Linked DNA regions of Homo sapiens: region 1 is linked to region 2. The links are chromatin loops, found by intact Hi-C in ENCODE. Cell type or tissue: Caco-2. All regions are shown on one strand. Links, peaks and the distances in the headings refer to the core of each region. The heading gives the core; the rest is flanking DNA.

Region 1 (2,919 bases), core at 144-2,643, 77 kb before region 2:
ATATTTCAATGTTATCAATTCCTGTAACTATTTATTAACATTTCCTTATGTGTTTTCTCCAGATGTTGGAAGTGAAAAAAAAAAGGCCTTGTTAAAAAGAAGAAGAAGAAATAAATAAATAAATAAATAAATAAATAAATAAATAAATAAATCTTGGGCTGAGAAAATCTGCAAATAAGCACATAATTGGCTCTGAGTTTCTTGGGGATGAAGACAAAGAGGGAAACACACTGATTACATATTTTTCAGTGTCTTAGAAAATGAAACACTCCAGTCCATCATGAAACAATTGTTTTCTGGCTCTCCTGTCTGTGAGCAACTTCTCAAGTGGGTGGATTTAGTAAGTAGCACGCCGGACAGTGTCCCCCCAGTCTCACAAGAATGGCCCAAAAGTTCTACTCGTGACTGTTTCTTATGAAGCTGAGCCATGCTGCGAAGTTTTTCTTCTGTGATGAAGGGAATACAGGTTGGGTCCAAGCTTTCTAGAGACTCATCTTGACACAGGGCTAAAACTCAGGGAACTTCAAGGAACAGGGTCCTTGGCAAATGACATTTGTCTCAGCTGGAGTTTTGAAATGAGCTATATTCAGACAGTTCATAAGTTGAGTCTCTAACATGTAGCTGAAGGTCAGATAACCAATATTGTAACTGAAGGGAAAGCCACATGCTCCCATTGCCAGATACGTAAGCAGCAGAGCACCCTTTCGTGAACACTGAGGCGTCTGCATTGCACTCTCACCAGAGGGGAGGCTGCCCCCTCCACTCTGGAATTGGCCATAGACACACGAAAATACTTTGGTCATATAGATTTCTTATTTTTCAGATTTGGCTTTTTCCACTGGAACATTTGAAAGTCAATTTTACATCAGAGTGGATCCACATTGAATATCCCTGGAGGTTATTTCCAACCTTTCCATCATTATTTAAAGTGTATCTTTCCAAAAATTATCTTTAGTCTAATTAATATTAGCTTTTCCAATAAGTGGTTTCATTTATTATACTCCAATAGTGCTTTTTCTCTATATTATACGCTATATTATACAAAAAATTATCTATGCTCTTGTTGTTTAAAATTATACAAATGGTACATCAAGAGAATATTCAACATGATGTATTTTGAAGAGATGATTGGTGATGAGCAATGTTTTGTGCCTTGTAGGGGTTATTGTGGCTTTATCTGATTCACGTGACTTCTAACTATTATCTTGTTTCTCTCCTGGATCAGATACGTACGTATACAGGATCCACTAAGATTGCTGTTGTGAAAATGTATTCTGGGTATGTGGCCACAGTGTGAGTTGTAGGATAGAGCAACCGGTGGAACAAGATAACTGCTTCCCCCTGAAACAGCCCTGTTTAGGAATGTTGTCCAGATTGTAGGGAACTCAAACAATCCCTTTAAGTAGAAAGTAAATAGATTAGGAAAACAGCCACAAGGTTTGACACACCATCAGTGACTTTTTTCCCCTTTCCCTTTTCTTTTCATGGTGTAAGAGAACAGACAGCATGCATTGCAAGATCTGCCTTGTCTTGCTGCCACCCTGGACTGCCTCACATGTAAGTTCCCCCTGAATAAATCTTTGACGACCTCCCAGACCGGAGTGGTCTACGTCTTTCTTTGGTCTGAGCTTGCTCTCTGCTTAAAGAGGGCAGTTTTCTGTTCTGGCAGGGAGTTTTCCCAACAATTACATTTTCCAATATGAGAGTGATTACCCACATGTGGCTATCGAAATTCAAATTGATTAAAATAAAAAAATCCATTCTACTAAGATTCAGTTGCACTAGCCACATAAAGTGCTCAATAGTTCCCCATGGCTAGTGCTAGAGTACTGGATACAGCGGAGAGAGAGAGGGGAGAGATTTCCATTTTCGTCATCATGGGAAATTCTACTGGACAGCACTGCTCCAAGAAATAAAATCGATGCTCTATTGCCATAAGAAATAATATCTATAAAGTCATAGCTATGCAGATTAGTGGAACTGATGACAATTAGAATATACCTGAGACTCAAAGAGAAAGGATTCTGGTCTAACAAGAAAACAAAAAATGGTTAAAATGGTAGTTCATTTGGAGGTAGAGGTAGAAGTAATGTGTGTTAATTACAAGGACTGTAACCATCAGGATCAAGGTCCAGGAGAAGGACAATCATCTGACCAAATTGCAGTGGGGCAGGAAGTGCCTGCAAGCGGGTATTTGGTGCGGGTTTTCTACTTATTGCACCAAAAAGTGTTCTGTGGTCTGTATACTCAGGAAAGTATGGGTTTAACAGAGCCAGAAGGGTTTCTTTACTTTCAGTCTTTAGTATCTTGAGAGCCCTACTATTTATCCAGGGTTTCCCAGTCCTTTTTGAATTTGGGGTCCTTTTCTAATGTGAATCATGTTCTGGGGAAACCCTTTGGTTTAGGACGTGGCTGAGGGCAGCCTCCTCTTTCAATCTCCCCTCGTACCACACTGACTCACCTTATCCCTGTCCATCCCCAAACATCTATGTAACTTACAACACGATAGGGACTCCATGGCACTCTGCCCGTCAAGGAGATTTCCTTATTTTGAAATGTGCTCGCCTATCTGCTCATGACATGGCTGTGATCTTGCCTTCTGCCAATATTTCATGTTCTGGTGAACACATTTGCTCACAAATGGGGTCAGTGCTGCACCTATTTCCAAAGTGTCATGGAAGCATTTCAAGCTGGATGTCAAAAATCAAGTTTTAGGCCAGCACTGTGGCTCACACCTGTAATCCCAGCAATATGGGAAGCCAAAGTGGGCGGATCACCTGAGGTCAGGAGCTCGAGACCAGACTGGCCAACGTGGTGAAACCCCATCTCTAGTAAAAATACAAAAATTAGCTGGGTGTGGTGGAGGGCGCCTGTAATCCCAGCTACTCGGGAGGCTGAGGCAGGAGAATGGCTTGGACC
Region 2 (2,919 bases), core at 118-2,617:
CACACTCTGGCCTACCTGCAGCTCCTAACGGTGCCAAGTACATAGAGAAATGCCAAGGGCAAGGGGCAACCGTGAGATCGCATCTTAAACAGTATCCTCACATGAATCTCCCAATAACAAAGAATTATCCTCGTGACATTCACTCAGTACATTATAGTCCACTGAGCGCTCTCACTCTGTTCGTCTCATTTAACCTTACAATGTATTATTCTCACAATGTATTGTATTTGTATCCTTACAATGACCCATGTACAAATTATCATGCCATTTGGCAGATGAGAAAACTGAGGCCCAGAGTGAAGAGGTAATTTTCCAATGCTCCACAGGTGATACATGTCAGAGATGAGACAGGATCCAGATTCATGCCACTCCGTTTGTTTCCAGAGAATCTAATCATTACCAGCCTTCAGAGGGCAGAACAGAAAGACAGTCACTGATGCAGAGGATCTGAAGGGCTCCCAAGCCCTCCTCTTACCCAGCGCCACTCAAATTCCCCAGGACGGGGCTGCCTCCTTTCACTCCCCACTAGTTCTTACTTGGTGTTAAGCCATCAAAGACCTCGATGAATTGCCCCTGTAGAGGGTACCATGAAGACAGGGCCTAGCAAGTTTACTTCAAGGAGAAAAAGTGCCGGAAATGAAACAGATTAAGACAGTGGCCCACAGCACGGCAGGGGCTGACCTCCCGGGCCGCATCCAGACATTCTCACTTACAAGCAGTGTGATTCTGGGTAATTAACCAAACCTCTTTAGGCCTCTGTTTTCTCACATGTAAAGAAAAGATAATCACAGAATCTCCCTCAGAAGGGTTCTTATGAGACTTCCATGATATCATGCAGGTAAAATATCTCCCTGCCTGATTTGGAGTAAGCATCCATAGATGCTAGCTAATATCATTATCGAAAGGAGGCTGTGAAAACACGGACACTAATATTTCACTAGTGTGTCATTGACGCTGCAGCAAGACTACATTACCGTTTTGAAGTTAAATAAAACATAGAGATAAATCTCTGAGTTTAACATGTTTTATTTGGGAAGCAACAACTGCAGTTCGGGGGATAGACACAGAACGGTGGCCTCTCGTATGTCCAAAGAACAGAGAAGTTTGGAGGTTTTATGAAGAGGAGAAATGCTGTGTATTGTTTTGAAATAAAGTTCCTTGGCACTAGTAAGGTTTTGGGGATGCTGGCGAACACTGATTTGTGGGTGATGGTGTTAGATTTCAGCAGGTTGTTCCAGTGGCTGTTAGATAAAACTGGTTTCAGGTTACACCTGGCAGTTCCAGCAGCCAGGTCTGCAGAGAATCGTATGCTTGAAGGAACGTCTTGTGCCTCAAGCGCTTTACCCGCAACCTCTGGACTCTGTTTTAGTTGAGTGTGACAAGAAAGACCCAAGGCGTATGAAGCTTTGACCCTGTTTTGTAAACTCCCTTTGATGCGGTCAGAGTTCATTTGGGGAAACTTCTGGGAATAGTCAACACGGCCGGTTGGAAACGGAGGTGGAATTCAGTGGTTACAGCAGAAGCCTGCACTCTATCGTCCAGTGAGAGCAGCCCAGGGATGGGCACTCATGAAGGAGAGTGATGCTGCCCACAGGAAGCAGGCCAGTGCTGAGCAGAGAGAACCACAAGAAAAGCAGACAGGTCTGCCCGCGTTTGAGCTGGTATCACTTGCCCAGCAGGCAGGCATGGGGTGACACATGACTGGGCGAGCCACTCGCTGGGTGGGGCATTCACACAGGTCAGCTCAAACCAGATGGAGCCTGGGACTGTGACCAAGGAGCGAGTGAAGGTCAAAGCCACACATGGGGCTGAGGGGCCAGGTGGCCGCCTTATGAGATCGAAGGCGGGAAGCTTTGGAACAGGGCAAAAAGGGGAGCCCAGGGTGAGGGGAGAGGGCCGAGCAGCTCGGATCTCTGATGGTGAGCTGTGCAGAGATGGGGAAGCGCCTCTTTTCCTCTTTCATGTGGGTGTCAGGGGGGGTCCAGGCCTGAGGGAGCCAAGCTGGAGGGTGCAGGGTTTCGCGTCTGCCTCGGAACTGGATGTTTGAAAGCAAAGGTGAACGGCCCAGCAGGCCCGCTGGGGCACTGGGAGAACTGGTTTTTGCCATTTTAGGAATTGTTTGGCTTTGGCTTTTTTTCTCACTAAGAAATTGGAATCTGAAAGAGCCTTTCAGCTTATTGTTGAAAATCCATCAGGACCTGAAAATTAGAGACCGGGCCTGAGCTTTCAGCACATTTAAACTCACGGGAGCGAGGTGGAAAAGCCACAGGAAGTGGATGCACTAATTTAGAAAATAGGGAGAGGGAAGACAGCGCCTGTCCCCTCCCTGATTGACCACAGGTAACCCCTGGTCTCTCTGTCTACTGAGGCTGAGTGGCCTGTTCTGGGTCTGACTACCCTACCCTGGGGCCTGACTCTGCCCCGCCCCTCGCAACACTCAACAAACGCTTGTGGAAGGAGTGAACAAATGACAAGTCACGAAACCTAAATACAGGTATGTCACAAGAAGCCCTCCAGGCAGCGAGTCACTTAGCACTGCACAGGTAGCAACTTTCTAAAATATTTTACCTTTAGTATTGTCATTTCATATTTCTGTCTTTCTCTTACTTTAGTGTACTATTTTATGGTGTCTTAAACCATCACGCAATTCCACGGGTATGCAGCACAAAGAATTGAGAAGTAATTCCGATAAGAGCAGGGGAATAGTAATTGAAACTGACACCCATGTGACACTTTACAGTTTACAAAGTGCATGGGTCGCAATTCCAGAGTCTTCAGCTTTGGAGGAGACTGAGGTGCGGGACATGGAAAAGAAGGTCATTCTCTTGGAGCCCCAACAATGACCAGGAGAAATTCATTTGGCGGTAAAACCACACGAACCCTATTACATCACCAAGCCCTCACCGTTTCCAGCACCCA

The links. A loop is a pair of places that touch in the nucleus more often than their neighbours do. Peaks named below come from ENCODE experiments on the same cell type or tissue, not always from the same donor. Only the 100,000 strongest peaks of a DNase experiment are listed, where the experiment ranks them.
Region 1: it touches region 2 in a loop (9-fold over the local background); 1 of 110 quality-filtered maps calls a loop at or near these places.

What each region holds. Positions count from the first base shown.
Region 1 is chr2:9,024,631-9,027,549 of GRCh38, forward strand. LOC124907729 (a long non-coding RNA gene) reads left to right here and starts at 1,478. Exons shown (of 2, transcript XR_007086200.1): 1 at 1,478-1,557. In Caco-2, for the core only: no CTCF peak of the experiment used is centred there; a DNase peak (open chromatin) is centred at 1,331.
Region 2 is chr2:9,101,667-9,104,585 of GRCh38, forward strand. It overlaps LOC105373414 (a long non-coding RNA gene), which reads left to right and starts at 918. Exons shown (of 6, transcript NR_187861.1): 1 at 918-2,494; 2 at 2,613-2,919. RefSeq lists an enhancer at 2,788-2,919. In Caco-2, for the core only: no CTCF peak of the experiment used is centred there; DNase peaks (open chromatin) are centred at 1,385, 2,039 and 2,405.